Linked DNA regions of Mus musculus: region 1 is linked to region 2. Evidence: chromatin loops called from intact Hi-C (ENCODE). Cell type or tissue: heart. All regions are shown on one strand. Each heading gives the region's core, and the rest is flanking DNA. Links, peaks and the distances in the headings are about the cores only.

What was found. Hi-C counts contacts between places; a loop is a spot of excess contacts. Peaks named below come from ENCODE experiments on the same cell type or tissue, not always from the same donor. Only the 100,000 strongest peaks of a DNase experiment are listed, where the experiment ranks them.
Region 1: a loop joins it to region 2, with 2.2 times the contacts of the local background. A loop is called at or near these places in 8 of 42 quality-filtered maps.

The regions. Positions count from the first base shown.
Region 1 is chr11:90,251,930-90,260,260 of GRCm38, reverse strand. Mmd (monocyte to macrophage differentiation-associated) reads right to left here. Exons shown (of 7, transcript NM_026178.2): 2 at 2,660-2,741; 3 at 274-434. Among named protein-coding and RNA genes, the nearest start is that of Mmd, 6.6 kb to the right of the region's middle. In heart, for the core only: no CTCF peak of the experiment used is centred there; a DNase peak (open chromatin) is centred at 4,380; H3K4me3 peaks cover 1,199 bases; H3K27ac peaks cover 6,505 bases.
Region 2 is chr11:90,377,259-90,385,589 of GRCm38, reverse strand. All of the region lies in intron 2 of Hlf (hepatic leukemia factor), which reads left to right. Among named protein-coding and RNA genes, the nearest start is that of Hlf, 9.5 kb to the left of the region's middle. In heart, for the core only: a CTCF peak has its summit at 4,313; DNase peaks (open chromatin) are centred at 3,099 and 3,349; H3K4me3 peaks cover 589 bases; H3K27ac peaks cover 927 bases.

The DNA.
Region 1 (8,331 bases), core at 133-8,132, 130 kb after region 2:
AACTGGAAAGCTCTCGGGATTTTAGCTGTAAGACCCAAAAGCCAACTTAGGTTACTGCTTTCTTAGACACACACAAGGCAGCTGGGTCTTCAAAACTCTATCCAATCCAAAGAGTATGTCTTGAATTCAGGTGTAGCTCAAAGCCTATGGGGTAAGAAAGATCCTATTCTTCAGCCCACGGAAACCTCAACAGCCTGTGACCTGAAGACCAGTTTAGTCAACGAGGATGATCTGCAGGGGAAGTTCCCCGCCCACCGGCCCCGCCCACTATACCTCAAGTGGCTCTTCTTCCATGATACTATGTGAAACACTGTGGAGACTATGAAGAGGGCGCAAAGGCCCATCCCGTAGATCCATGCTGTTATCTTCTCCCAGCAGTCATCAGACAGCCGATGGAGGAGGGCACTGCCCACAATGGCCGGAACAATGAGGAACTGGGAGGAAAAGGCAAAGAGACATGAGCAAGCACCCTGGTGTCTGCGGGATCAACAGTTTTGCTAAAAAAAAAACAAAAAACAAAAAAACAAAAACAAAAAAACCCCAACCAAACAAAACACATACACACACACACACACACACACACCCTGACACAAAACAACAAAACAAAACAAACACAGAGGTTTGCCAATGGTGTCTGCGGGATCAAGAGTTTTGCTAAAAAAAACAAAAAACAAGAAACAAAAAAACAAAAACAAAAAACCCCAACCAAACAAAACACACACACACACACACACACCCTGACACAAAACAACAAAACAGAACAAACACAGAGATTTGCCAATTGTGTAAAAAACACGTTTTAAGCAAACATTTGTCTTCCTTGGATCATCAAAATGAGAGGCAGAAGAAATTAGCTGCTGCCTGGAAGCAGGTGTTCCTTGTTCGGGGAACTGGGCCAGCCAATGGCTGCACAAACAAACAGGGAGACAACATTGCCCAACTATTGCAAAACGGTTGTTCTTTATCCTAATTTCATTAAACAAGAGTGCATTCCAGTCTCCCTCTGAAATCTGATATAGAGGAGGTATTTAAACTATGCAAACATCAAGCTTATGCCAGCATTCCCAGAGAGGTCCTGATTTCCAAGCACTCCATACTGTCTGCAATCTGCTATATAAGTGAAGGACGCATGAGTGAATAGGTTCCTATTATAGTATCTAAAACACCACACACACAACCCAAATCAACTGTAGAATTAGTGTGTCCTGGGTTTCACTTTGAACTTATTCGATTTACCTATTTGGGAGAGCCTGCAAAACAAAGGGGGTTGGGGATTTCATCATTTTAAATAGTGCATGTCACTGAAGCCCAAAGCTTGAGAAAACTAGAATCTTAGAATTCTGATGCCTCCCTCCCTCCCTCCCTCCCTCCCTCCCTCCCTCCCTCCCTCCCTCCCTCCTTCCTCATTCTTTCCTTTCCAACCACTAAGCAGGTAAGGATTATGAGCTCTGGACCCCCCTCCTGTACCCCCTAACTGACGGGGTTACAGCACCATGCCCCCATGGTTGGCGTCTGTGATGTATTTTTACCACAGACCCAGATTTCAACATCACCTGTCAGTTTCCAAGTGGCCTTGAACAAGACAAAGCAGTAACTGTAATAACTTTTTTTTTCATAAAGAAAAACGTACTTGTCCGAAAAAAATCTCCCTAGAGATTCCATCCCTTTCCCTCCTGTGGTGGGAGAGCGAGCATCTGCTCTGTTTATCTCGTTTGCGGTTGTCTTGTGTGTTGAGACAGGCTGCCACAATCCTCACTAGCCCTCAGATTTAGGGCGTGCACCACCACACCTGATAATACTTTCTCTTTAAAGACTTGGTGTTGGGAGATATACTCTCTGTCTTTAGAAATCTCCTGGGTCTATAACACTCCCAAATATACATTTATTTAATAAGATCACACACTCTGCTCTAAAACATCGTCCTAGAGGTATGTATCGGCTTTCACTTCATTTCAGTCTAAGCACTGTTCTGTGACTTGTGACATGCTGCCAGGAGTTAAGGAGTGTTCAGGCTCATCCTACACGAATGCTATCTCTGAAGGCGGGCTGTGTACCTGCGGAGGAAACCCATCGAGCCTGCCCAGCCTCATCTATACCTTAAGCCTCGCCCAATCCTCATCTCTGCAGGAGCAAACTCATCATCTCTCCTACTGGTTTTCAGGAGATCTCAGTCACTATTTCTCTCCAGATGTCTCACAAAATGAAACTCTCAAGGAAAATAAAAAGTAAACAAAACAAAGTGCAACAAAGGAAATGTATAACAACATAAGAAAATGGAAGGACCGCTGTGTGGGTGAGAAGATTTAGCCTCCCTGTCTCAAAGAATCATTTGGTAAAACAAAACAAAACCATCACCACCACCAACAAGCTCTCCTTTCCAACACGCTGTGACTTGCCCTAGCCAAATAAGCCCAATAGCTGTCTTGAAAAAGCAGCACCCTCATTCAAGGTCCTGCAGCACCCATAAAGCAGGAATCTTTGTTGCCCCCTCACTAGGGTGCTTACTTTCTACTATTCTGAAACCCAGCACTGACCTTCAGGCACTTAAGGTCACCAGGCTGAGTAGTTCCAACAACTTGTGCTGAAGTTACTAGAGAAGCCGTTCACCAAAAGCCGCGTAGGAAAGATGGAAGGACGGCAACGGAAAAGTTGTACTCACTGCGTGTGTGTAGCAATTGGCAGCATGTTCGTAGCACGTTGGTTTGTAGCGGCCATTAGCTGGGGCCCGATGGTTCATGAAACTGTGGAGACAGAAAAGCCACCATGTAAGCCACACGCTTACCTTCGGGGGTGGGGGTGTCACTCAGCCCTTCTGAAAGAAGAAAGTTGCTGTTATCAACAAGAAAACTGAAGCCGTTTAAAGAGGTGTCAACTTGGCCAGCAGCACTGAATCTAAAGCAAACGCGTCGTTTATTTGATGAAACAGCCTTTGAGTTTGCTCGATAGATAAACTTCTGCCAAGTAAGAGCAAACAGAAACCACATCAAATTCAGCAGCAACCCTCAGATTAAAGGGGTGCTACACAACCAAGTTGTAAAGCTTAGAGGGGAGGATTTCTGCTTCCTCCACTCGCATGTTGTTGCTGTCATTAAACAAGAAGGTACATACGGCATTTGCAAGGTTGCTGCTTCCTCACGCAGAACACGTAAAGCTTTATGTATGTAGAGCATACAGCCTGCATCCCACAGTAGAGGGCCTGTCGGACTAGTTTTCTAGTATTGTATTACCTGTTCTGGCACTAGGCAGCATATTCGATACCTGGTTACCTCCAGGCCACCTAAACAAGGAGGCACGTGTTCACCTCTGCTCTTTCCAAGTGAAAAAGAGTTGCTTCAGACACCACACCCAGGATGCTGTGGCTCTAAAATACACACATCCACACACCGGCACTGGATGCTCCTGGACCAGGCTTCCCTTTCAGCTAACGTTCCCAGAGTCCGCAGGATGAAAACTATATACAGTTCCGTTCCAGCAAGAGGATGAGAACTAAACCTGAACTATGCTCACTTGGGGATCATTCTGATGTGTTGGTTCACACACATCGGGTGGGTGTGGCGTGGGGTGGGAAAGCGTGCTGAGTAAAAAAGGCAAAGCAGCAAGCACAGAGAAATAACTGAGTAAAAGCCTTGACAGCTGTACGATCCCAGAGCTCCTCCTGTCAACATGCTCAGTACCAAAAACCAACCAACCAAAAAAATAAAAAATCAAAACAACAACAAACCACCACCACCCCTTTTTAAATTCTAGATAGTCCGAAGGTAGTTTGTGTTTGTTTGCCAGTATCTATTCTGACCAATCACATTCTCCATTCCCATGATGGGGAAATATGGGGGACTAATATTTTCCCCCACTGGGAGGAACCTGATAACCTCAGATCAAACAATTAAAGACATAACAGATAATTCCTGACAAGTCCATACACAGTGCAGGTTGGACATGGGGACCGTGAAGAAATGTCACCTGGCCATGTATGTTAAGCTAGAGCCTAAATGAGCGAGCATGCTAAGTGTAGCTACCAGTCAGCTTGGAGAACAAGTAACCACCCAGTAGCTTCGACATGTAACCAGCCATCCTCGCATACAGCTATGCAAGTCCAAACGTCGTCTCTTCCCCCCTGGAGATCCCCTAAATTATGTCACTTATTGCCTATGGGATGAGAGTGCTCCTGTACAGCTCTTATTAGTAAAGAGAAAAATAATTACACCCTGGGGAGGCACGCTTTTCCTCCTGCTCCAAGGAGCTGAGGATCCACCATATCCTCACCCTGACAGGGAGGCCACAACCGAGCTCCGTGGGTGCGTGGCTCATACCCTACTAGGAATTTCAAAGGGTGGAGAATGGAGCTGCCAAAATGGCTGAGGTGGGATGACACGGCAAACACTCCATATAGGGTGAAGTGGGAGCTGTCTACCCACCACCAGGCTGCAGACTAAAATAGCAACTTCTATCCCAAGCAGCCCAGTCTAAAAATAGTCAGACCATTACACAGCCTGGGGGGTGGGGTGGGGAGGGGGGCAGATAGACTTTCACATTTTCTCCTGCAAGTGAAGAAGCTGAGTGCCCATGTCTGCTCGTCTCTGCCCTGCAGAAATAATTCAGCTTAGAAATAAAAACGGCAAGGAAGGAAGGTGGCTTAGTGGGTAGAGTGCTTCCTATGAAAGCTCGAGGACAAGTTCACACCCCAGTATGCATGTTTCGAAAGAAGAGGAGGAGGGGGGAGAAGGAAGAGGAAGAGGAAGAAGAGGAGGAAGAGGAAGGAAGAGGAAGAAAAGGAGAAGAGGAGGAAGAGGAAGAAAAGGAGAAGAGGAGGAAGAGGAAGAGGAAGGAAGAGGAGGAGGAAGAGGAAGAGGAGGAAGAGGAAGAGGAGGAAGAGGAAGAGGAGGAAGAGGAAGAAAAGGAGAAGAGGAGGAAGAGGAAGAGGAAGGAAGAGGAGGAGGAAGAGGAAGAAAAGGAGAAGAGGAGGAAGGAAGAGGAGGAGGAAGAGAAGGAGGAAGAGGAGGAGGAGGAGGAAGAGAGGAGGAAGAGGAGGAGGAGGAAGGGAAAGAAGAGGAGGAGGAGGAGGAGGAAGAGAAGCTTCTACTTATAATTGCAGTGCTATAGAGATGGACACAGGCAAATCCCCATTACTGATCACTTAACCTACATTACTCGGTAAATTCAAAATTCAGTGAGATGCTCATTCCACAAAAATATGGGGTTGATTGAAAAAGACACCTGTTACTAGCCTCTATGGGCATGCATATAACACACACATGCTCATGAACACATATGCACATATCTGTGCATACAGTTGGGGGGGAGAGGAGAAGCTATAGAAATACTCCTCTCTGGCGACCTATGTACCCTGTCCCGATGAATGGGTAAGCTGGATACTAGAAACACAGTTAAAAGCAGCTACCCCGGGAGCATCCTACTGTCTGGAGCTCATGGAGAAAGACAGCACAGTTGTCCTGCTGGGAAATAAGAACACAATTTTTCAATTTCTCTCAATCTGTCAGGCTGCAATCATGCCTCCTCCTCCTCTTGTTTCTGAAGAAATCATTCCTGAGAGCTAAAGGGAAAAGCAGATGCAACATGGAAATCAACTCCCACACTCTGAGCCTAGGCTCTCCTACCCACCACCCAGAAGAATGAGAAAAGCTTATGTATGTATGAGAGGAAAAAAGGTCCCCATTTACAGAAATCCTCTCTACTGAACAAGAAGCAACCTAATGGTCACTTGGTGCCCTGGGAAAAGTGGCTAGCGTGCATAGATCTCCAATCTTTTGACACTGTGACATGATACTGTCATCTACAAATATTTTAGGCCTCACTCACAACTACCCTGAAACATGAGGGCCATGGATTTGAGAGACACACCTACAGGGGCTCTGATCTAGGTCTGAGTATGGCAACCACATTTAGCAAGATGGTTAGTGAGGCAGGGCTTATTCACTTCCTTTCTCATGCAATGCTCTCTTTTGCCTCTGGCTTTTGGGTTACTCTTATGCGTTCTTTTACCCCACCCCAGAACTTCAAAACTATGGCGGGAAAGAACAGTTAGGCACTGACCGTTATATGTTAGTACAATAATCCAGACCCAAGGACTGGGCTCTCAGAGAGCAGGCAGGCTGCAGCTCTTCCTGCAGAATTCATAGGCAGAAGACCAACGCACACAGGTTAGGTCTCCTGGGTTCCCAACTCCCCAAGTCCAAATATTGACAACATTACTTTCGAAGTATATTCTAAATCAGCTCATTACTACACTCCTTGGCGCCCAACTGAAATCAAGACCAGCAGGCCAATATCTCCAACCTGTGAAGCCGGAGACTCGTAACTGGCCTTGCTACCTGTCCACAGAGACTCTTCTTCATATGGTAGCCGTAACTGTCTCTTACAAACAGATCATATCACTTAACTATGAGAAGTACCTCTACTTCAACTATTTCCTAGCTTCCCAAAATGCTTAAGGTAACACTCTGATTCATCCCTGACCCACAAGCCTTCAGCCACTCCCCACGTTCAAGGTGCCACTTTCCTGCTCATTGGTGCTCCCCAACCTCCTCCTTACAGTTCCTGTGACCCAGGAACTTGGGGCTCTTTATTTCTTCCTAGAACATTCAACTTGCTTCTCTTCTCTCAAGCTAATACATCATCTACTAAGAGATCTTCCAGACATCGCAGATTAAAGCACCTCTCTGTCCTTCGTACCCAAGTAGAGTCCTTCCCATAACTAGTAAGAATTTGGCTCCTAAACTTAAAAAAAAATATATGAAAGAAAATTCATCTTTCCATGTTGTAAAAATTACATGGGAACGTGCACCTTTGCATGCAAGACGCTGGGAGTCCCTGCCCCTAGTTGACTTTGATAGAGTTTTTAAAATAAAGTTGCCAGTGGCCAATGGTTGAGCACGGAGACTCAATGGTTGGTTAGGTTCCCGGGCAAGGAACACAGGGGAGAGGTAATACTGCCTTGCCAGGGAAGCAGAAGGATCAGGCCTGAGAGCTGCAGAAGAGAGAACGAGAGAGTGTGCAGGCATGTGGGAGCCAGGGAAGAGTGGTCCCAAGCCCTCCTGCCACGGGGTCTAGAGTAGCAAAGATGGAATATAGACTTTTAGTAGGTAATAATTCAGGAGTATCAGAGGGGGGAGGTGTTAACAACGTGGAAGTGTGGGAGAAGCCCAGCAATTGAGCTGATTAAGGCATATTAAATCTAAGGCTGTGTGTGTGTGTGTGTGTGTGTGTGTGTGTGTGTGTCTTTCATTTGAGAATTCACAACATGGGACAGTAGCAAGGAACTCACCCTGCTGCCAAGGAGATTAGAGTGGATTAGCCAACTACCCTGACCTTTCTACCCTGTAATGTGAGTCTAAGAGGTGGTCTTTACTATTTCATTTCCAGTGTTAAGCACGATGCTCATCTTTTGCTGAAGTTTAATTCATAATTATTAAACAAGCAGATGAAAATCTCTTTGTAGCCTCCCGTGCACAGAGATTCATGACTTCCTACAATGCCAGCTCCCAGGATCCATTTATCTTTGCTGGAGATTACATACAGAAGAGCAACAGGCAGCCTCGGAGCCAAATGAGCCCTAGGTCTTAGGAACAGAAAACTCAGAGGCTAAGACAACGGTTATCCTCAGGACAGCTTCAATGTTACTGAGTGCTGCAGCTTCCACCGATCCTTCTGCCCAGCACCCTGCAACCGTGCCAGCTCCCTCTGAAGACTGAGCATGGCATTTGTTCAGACAGTCACTCAAGAATGTCAGACACTCTTGGCGATTCCTAAAGGGAGAAGGAAGAGAGAAGACCACCTCCTTCTATGGCTCAACGCCAAGAACCGGTCCAAAGAGACAGCAGATAGCCCCCCCCCCCAAAGACTTTCTAAATGTTTCAGATTTTGAAAAAGACGCTTTTCTGTGCACTCGACTTAAAAATCTCATCAGTAGGGTAGTCACAGCTTGGGCTGAGGAAGGAAACTCCTTTTCCAGCTAAGAGGCAGAAAGGGTTAACAGCTCAGCCAGCAGCTGCAGAGATACGAAACTGAATTCCAAGGTCTGCCTCTTCCTACCTGTAGCTCCCTGGGCAAGGACTTTGTTACTCTCTAAACTTATCTGCTCTTCAGTGACTTGTTAAGTTGAAAATATGCAAGTACCCAGCCAGTAGCTGGCACAAACAGGCAGTAACTGACTGGTAACAGTTATTATCACCTCTCAGAGAGGTTAGGAAAAGGAAAGTGTGTGTGTGTGTGTGTGTGTGTGTAGGCAAGTGAATAGTGTCTTCAGTCTGAGAGAGATAAAGCAAGGATGAAAACACGCTGCAGCCCAGGGCAATTTTTTTCACATCCTAAGGT
Region 2 (8,331 bases), core at 65-8,064:
AGAATAATATTGCAACACGGCTTTGTTCTTTGAATTGAAAACCAAGTGATATTCCTAGCAGGAAAAAACAAATCAAAGCTCTTTTTTCAAATGCCAATAGATTAAAAAATTTTGCATTCTGTCATTCATACAACATTGCTTATGATAAAGATTATACTGAGAAATGAAATTTTAGGGCCCTTGATGGATGTGTTATCTCAAACAAGCCAGAAAAGGGTGAAAGTTCTTGACTATGCTGCATAGCTCACAGGGGTGACCACAGTAGAAACTCTCAGTGAATCTTGAGGAAAACGAGTCTTCAGAACGAAAGAGCACAGATGTAGCCAGGGGCATTCTGGGAACTGTGATTTCAGTCTCAACTGAGGTATCTCATCCTTGGCATGCTCCCTTGAGGGTAAGTCTTGTGGTGTATGGCCTTGTGGATTAAAGGAAGTTAAGGGACATGACTACTCTTTTCTTTAGATGCTAGGGACCCCCACAACCCAGTTGTGGCAAACACAAATGTATTGAGTCACTTCACAGTGTCCCCAGGGGAGTAAAATCACTCCTAGCTGAGAATTAATGTCCTGGACCTTCAACTTGGACAGCAAAATCTAGACTTAATTTAGGCTACTATCATACAAATGAGTGCTCTTCATACCCTATAATAATCTACGGCAAATGTTTTGAGACAGCCCAGAGACATTGGGTTGCCAAGAAAAAAAAAGTCATATATTAATAAGAGTGTTCTGAGCTTTTAGGGGATAGAATGAAGTTACCAGGGTAACCAGGGGATAATAATGCCTCCCAGTTCAAACGTTTGCCCTCAACTGCTTGCTCAGTATGCGACTTTTGAGTTATGCTCAATAGCATTGTGTCAATAGTGCTGCCTGTCTGGGTGAAAGGTACTGTGGGAAGCCAGACGGAGAGTTATGCAGAATGAGGTCTACCTTAAGGGTATCTTGGAATGGCAAGGTGAGCATAGTTGTGCATCTTGGAAACCATGTGTCATGACTGCTCCCAGACAGACCCTTTCCCTGTGTTACACATTCAGATCTGATTCCTCCATGCAGGTGTGTGATCCAAGAATGACCCAGAATCTACAGAAATAAAAATGTTCCCACAGACCTATTCTAGAGAGTTGAAGGCTCTGGTGGGGATAATGCCGCGGGTTGTCCTCTCCTTGAGGGGGACGGTGGGGGGTCTTGGATGCAGGGACTCCAGGGTGTCTGAGTGCAGCACCCTGGCTGTTCCCAGACCAGCAGGAAGGTAAGACTCATTCTGTAGGTTTTGGCATTTGCCTGTCAGATTGTATCAGAGGTCGTGGGGAGAGCATGCTCCTGGAGGTGGTATGCTGGGTACTAGGAAAAATAAGAATCTGTTTGCCCTGAGACTTGAGTGACTGCTTTAAGGACAGCTGTCCCTTTAGGGAAAGTCATCTATAGCAGACAAAGGCAGAGATATTTTTAAACCCTGTGCTTATAAAGATGGATTTGAAACCATTTCTTCGTGTGTGTGTGTGTGTGTGTGTGTGTGTGTGTGTTTAAATAGCTTTTGGGTGCTCTGCCACTTTAAGGCCCAGATTCAACTGAGAATTGAGAAGGGTTTCTTTTTCAGTTCTGAGCCCAGGGACTGGGCTATGATGGAGGCCGGGCACACAGAAAAGTGAAAACCTTTCCATGTGGCCACACATAGGAAGAGGAGGACATTGAACAGATGGCAGTGAGAGATGGGGACAGGGGTACTTGCTGTAGATTTGCAGCCTGGAGTTTGTGTCCTCTTTCCACTCACTGTCCTTGGTGGTAGGGCTTGGACATGGGAGGGAATTTCCAGCTGTGGGATCTGCGTAATGATGTGGGGAGCTCTGTGCAGGTGGATTCGGGACCATGGGAAGTCCCACAGAGGAAAACGGGCGAAGCTCACTTTAAGGATCTGCAGGTCATTTATTTTCCCTCCCAGCACATATCCACCTGCTGGCTGAGATCCCCATGAGTCATGGTGAGATCTATACCACATCGAGAATCTTAGGAGTTTCTACTGCATTTGGATCAAAGGAATCCTGAGGGAGGAAGAGGGAGTGGAGAGAGAGAGAGAGAGAGAGAGAGAGAGAGAGAGAGAGAGAGAGAGAGAGAGAGAGAGAGAGAGAACAGTTTATTCTGAATGTAGTCTCTTAGATTTCCTTATCTTGTCTCCCGTGTCCTGGGAGGGGACAGGCTTCGCCTGTTCTCATGTCCTGGTTGCTGACATATACAGAATAGCAGTCCCTTGCCTGTGACAAGAGATATTTGGGGAGGAAAATGGAAAGCAAGACATCTTGGTGATAGGAATGTAGGCTTTGGGACAGGAGGCTGAGGTGTTCATGGTGGACTCACCCTTGGCTTGCTAGCTCATTTTGTGTTTGCTCTTATTTTTTTTTTTAATTAAAGATTTATTTACTTTATGCATGTGAGTACAGTCTCTATCTTCAGACACACCAGAAGAGGGCATCGGACCCCATTACAGATGGTTGTGAGCCACCATGTGGTTGCTGGGAATTGAACTCAGGACCTCTGGAAGAGCAGCCAGAGTGCTCTTAACTGCTAAGCCATCTCTCCAGCCCCTTATGCCTGCTTCTTAACCTCTCCAAGCCTCAGTTTACTTAGCAATAGAATGGAGGCTACAAATGCCATCCTCTCCGTGGAGTTTCATCAGGCTTAAACAGGATAAAAAAGTGGCAAGATACAGTGACGCTTCCGGTACAGGAAAGCTCACTGTCCTTATGAGAGCAGTGACAGGGTAAAAAAAAAATGGCTGGGTTCCCTGTCCCCGTTCTCCATTTTGGGATTTGTTCATCCAGTCCTCTTCCCTCTGCAAAAATAGGACATGCTTTTTTTTTTTTTTTCTTCCCTTCCTCAGCTTGCCCAGCAATGATTCTTGTCGCAGGTCTGACCTTTCTCTCCCTCCTGGGTTAGAACGAATCACTTTCCCAATGTTAACCTAGCAGTACTGCCCCTGGCTTAGAGACTCCTGTTCTGCCTGTGGGAAAGAACCCAGCATCCGCCCCCCACCCCCACCCCCAGCTCTCCTGGGAGATGTGGACACCCTGGCAGCCTGCCTACAGGACTGTGTGCTCCAGGCACGTGGCCATGTCCTGTGGAGCTTGCTCCACTCTGGGTGGCATGCTAGCTTGTCCCCACCCCCACCCCCACCCCTCCCCCTCCCCTTCTCCCCTCCCTTCTTCCTTCTCTTCCCAGGAGAATTATAGCAAGTGCCAGTGAGCAGTTGTAATCCTGACCCTGGCATGATGAGGAAGCTGAGCTCCAGAGGAAGGGACAGGCCAGGGAAACCTGTTCTCTCTGGCGGCATCTAAGCCAGCCCCTAAGCCTGGCCTCTGGCCTGCCTCTCGGAGGCCCCATCTCCTCTCTTTCCTGCACTGTGGCTGTGGGCAGGATTCCTGGAGGCCGGCTGCTGCCAAGGGTCTTGGCAGAGCATTCTCAGTTCAGCGCTGTGCCTACCAGACTAGAAAAATAGCACTAGAAAGACAGAATTAGGTGGAGGAGAGGAAGAGGTGGTGGGGGAGTTGGGAGACAGCCTGGATGACATCCTAATACAGAATCCCAGAGGGTGAGGAGACAGCGATGATTTATTATGTGTCTCCGATACCTCTCTTCCAACTAGCGCTAATCACGTCTACCCAGGAATCATTTTTTATGTCTTAGCAGTGAAAACGAAGGGGAGAAGGAAGGCAAAGGAAGCAAAAAGATAGAAAAATGCATTAGCAGCCACCAAAGGGTGGAGAGGGACTGTGGTACAGCGTTGGGCTCAGCAAGATCAGGCATGCAAATATTTAACCATTTTCATTTCTTGTGTTTGACATTCATAATCCCTGTAAACATCTTCACTAAACCGAAGAACACCGGCTTTGGCCATAAACTTACATTTCTTAAGATAGGTGATACATACATCTCGAGTCCCAGGGATGTCCCGGGTTGATAAGATAGGTGATTGATAGCTCACCATACATCTCGAGTCCCAGGGATGTCCCGAGTTGATAAGATAGGTGATTGATAGCTCACCATACATCTCGCGTCTCAGGGATGTCCCGGGTTGAGACGTGAAGATCTGCATACAAGGCAGCAATAGCTTCTAGAGTCTGGCCTCCCACCAACAGAGCCAAATGTGAATCCTGATAAGAACACTACTGGGCTCCCACTTGCTCTCAGGTAAGCCATTTAAGTGATGGGAGCGTCTGTGTTCCCATCTGGAATTCTGGAATAATTATAGGATCTTTTGTGTAGAGCTGGTAAGGTCATGTGAGGCAGTGCGTGGTAGTGCATAAGCACAGAGCCTCACGCACAAGAAGTACCCCTAACAGCCACTGTGAGCAGTATTCCCAATTGCCAGGGGCTGTCACTCTCTTAGAGGGCTGAGAGAGTTTTGATACCATTCGTCCTCTTGACCAGAGTTCAGGGCCACGACTGGACTTGTTCTCAGCTTCTCTGGTTACCTGGCCCCCACCCTAGCCTCTGGGTTCTATTTAGGTGGTTGCAGGGAATTGTGACCTGTCCCCACTCACTGGATTAAAACCTGAAGCAGGCAAACAAAAAGGCATCTTGAAGTTCTTGCTTAGATATATCTCCTGAGAGCTATTCGCTAGTAAACCTTTCAATGCCGCAGCCTAATTTTTTTAATAGTAAGTTCTAATACAGGCCCTTGACCCCAGCAGAGAGGAGAGTCAGGAGGCGTCTTATGATGTTGGGAAAGGAGAGTTTTGGTGATTTTCCCTGGCAGCCAGTAAAACCATTTATTAACATTTCAAAAGATAAGCCCCCTCTCAGTTTTCTTCGATGGTGTACATCCTTGGGCTTCCTGAACCTTCCTTATGCAAGGAGAGCCCCGGGGAGACCCCGGCGTTTCCCACAAGTCAACTCTGCCACCTTTCTCTAGGGCTAAAGGATTAGACTGGAAGAGAGAAGGGTGTAAGATCCCCGGAGCAGAATGGACAGGCCCAGAAATAGCACCTGGCTTTGGTTGTGCTCGTGGGGGAAGGTAGATGAGGGGAGGGAGGATTTTGGTGTCTCCAGAGGGTGGCCATTTCAGAGGGAAGTTCAAACTTGCAGGCACACAGAGAAGTGCCAGGACAAACTGTGCTCTCAGTGCCAAGTGGCCAGTTTATTGAGACCTCAGGTGTCTATTGAAAAGAGGGAGGTGACACGTTCATGTCGTAGGCTCGGATAACATTTGAAGCTACGGAAGGGACTGGTGCCAGCCCTCGCTCACAAGACCTCACAAGGGAGCAGCCATTGCTTAGGGCAAGGGTGCCCCAGGCCTGACTTCCTGGAATTGCTGAACCCAGTGGCAGAGGGGGTGGGGGCAAAAGAAGTAAGAGAGCCAGGTTAGAGAGTGGGCAGTGGGGACAGAGCTGCAGAGGCGCGAAGCCCACAGTGTGCTTGGGCAGCTTGGTACAGACTGAGTGTGGCTGGCGCAGAGGGTTGAGTTCCGTGGTGGTTGACCATAAAGGCAGCTTCATGTATGCCATGCTTCAGAGGCCGAGCTGTGTTCCGGAGGCAGTGGGGAGCCATTGGAGGTTCATGAACAGAGAAACAGCGAGTGAACGATTCTATTTGGGTTCAAGGTTAGAAGGGAAACATTTTTAGAAACTTGACAATAGTTTCCTCTGGCAAACTAGGATTTCCTTATTTTGGAAAATAAACACTCTTCCTCCAACATCAAACAGATTTAAAAAAAAAAAAAAAACACGATGTTCTAATTGATCTAGATGAAGTAATTGAAAACATGGGGTTTAAGTTTCATTTGTAAAGCCCATAATTTTGGTGATTGGGGGGAAGCACTCTCTGGCGGGGGAGATAGATGTAGGGATTTGAATGGTTAGAATTTAAATGTCCAAAAGCAGAGCTGGCCTCATAGGAGTAAAAAATAGATTTTAATAAACTCGGCCCATTAGTGTTCATTGCTTTTAAGTGTCTCTATTTTATACGGCTTACTAGGTTTGCGGACCAGTATGTTCAACCAATATTTATGAGCTTATTTGTGTGTGTTTATGTGTGTGTGTGTGTTTGTGTGTGTGTATGTGTGTGTGTATGTGTGTGTGTATGTGTGTGTGTATGTGTGTGTGTATGTGTGTGTGTATGTGTGTGTATGTGTGTGTGTGTATGTGTGTGTGTATATGTGTGTGTGTGTGTTTGTGTGTGTGTGTGTTTGTGTGTGTGTGTCCATGCAATTGTTGGAGGAGCGATTGCCTGAACGGTACAAGCCGTCCTTGATCATAAGGATTAACTGTAGCAGTAGTTTCAAGCTAAAAATACTTATTCAAGTTTCTGGCCAGGTTATTAATTTTACTTCAGAACTGAAGGGATCATCAGTACTTCATGCTTGCTCCCTTCTCTGAAACCAGAATGAGTGCACCTCCTGCTTAAAGCCTGCATATGTATGAGGGAGGTGGGGTAGGGATGGCTAGAGAAGGAGGCTTGGTGGGAGGGGAGAGGCGAGGAGATGGGGATAGCTGCTGAATGGTACATACATGAAATGACTCTGCACACTAGTGTGGCATTCCGGGAGACTGGAAGATTTACGATAACCCCAAAACCAATTTCCTTAAATAAAAAATCAACTAATGAAAGGCAGTTGTACAGTTTACCTTCCCGCTGCATACACTGGACAGTCTCAGGGATGTTGGCAGAATCCAGTCTCTACCAGAGAGAAGTCATATAGCACATACTTCTCCACTGGCATGCTGTGGGCACAAGTTCTGCGACTGACTGTAGATATGAAATTTTCCAAGATGTTCACGTTCCTTCTCCGACTTTAACAGATATCATTGCCATCTGAGAACGCCAGCTCCCCAGCCTCATGTTCTTACCTGAAAAAATAATGACTGGTCACACCAAGTCCCTAAAGGGTTTATTTTTAAAAGTTGAATCTGGGATGTTTCTTATTGTTATTATTGATGCAAGAATGCTTCGGAATTTGCAGGTCTTCTAATGAGGTATGGTCCGTGTCTAATGGAAACCCCTTGGCATTCCACTCTCCCCTCATAGACCCTAGATTCCTAAAAAACAGTGAGTACGTGCTCCAGAGAGATGCTCGTGGGACCTGCACCACTAAATCTTCTGTGACAGAATGTTCTTGCAAAGAGAGGAATTGCATAAATGAATCGGCAGAAATAAGTGCTTTGGCAGAACTCCTTGAGTGGGGAAGAGAGATGTTTGCTCTTCTAATTAGCTCTGGGTAGCAGTCTGCCTTGATGTCTTTGCTGAGGAACCTAGGCAGAGGTCTCCTTACAGGTCTGTTTGAGCTGCCACACTTTTAAAATGTGTATGTGTGTGTGTGTGTGTGTGTGTGTGTGTGTGTGCGCGCGCACGCATGGAAGTCAGGCAACAAGCCCAGAAGTCATCCTCATGAATATAGTCCACCTCCTCTGAGACAGTCTCCTGTTGGCTGTCCAGTCATGCACACCGAATGGCTCTTGAGTTGAACTGAGTGATCAAGGAAAGCAGAAAATTTGCCAGTAAGGGAAAGGATGCCATGGGGCTCTGACCAATAGGAAGCCCATTGTAAACCAGATGAGCAAGATCACCCAGGTACACCATAGTTAGTTTACCCAAGATAGAGATCACCATAGCCCAAGGTATTATAGAACTCTCTTAAGGACGCGGGCAAAGAAAGCCCTGTTCTTGGCAATGAAGACTCAGTTCACCTTATTCATTATGACAAGGGCTTAAGACCATTCCTTGTCTTTTGCTCCAGAGAACTATGAATCAGAGGAAGAAGTGCTGTCTAAGTCAATAACAGTAGTATTGCTCTGCGTTCATTAAAGGTTTAAAAAAATTACATTTTCTTATTTAATTGTGCGTGCGCACGTGTGTGAGTGTGTGTGCATGTGTGTGCGCACGCGTGTGCTGCATGCATGCCCGTGAGTACTTACTGTGTGTCACAGTTTGCACATGGAGGTCAGAGGTTGGCTTTCCTTTTACCGTGTACGCCCTAGGAACACACTCCTGTTGTCAGACTTGGCAAGTGCCTTTACACAGTGAGCTCTCCTGCTGCTGAAAAGCCCTGGAAAGATCCCAGGGGGAGAAGGTAGAAAAGTAAGAAAGAGGAGACTGTGGGGAGAAACAAGGCCTGGGTAGACTCGCTGCAGATGCTGGCTCCGCAGTGTGGACTTCATACAAACTGCATAGGTTTGGTTTCATTACAATAGAGGTCTTTATACTAACCCACATTTTCAGGGAAGATGAGTGTCATGTTTCTTCATAGAATCCAGGGTATGTTTAAATAGCCAGCAACATGCATGGGAATGAATCCTTTTTAGAAAGGTTTTTTGTTTTTTTGGGTTTTTTTGTTTGTTTGTTT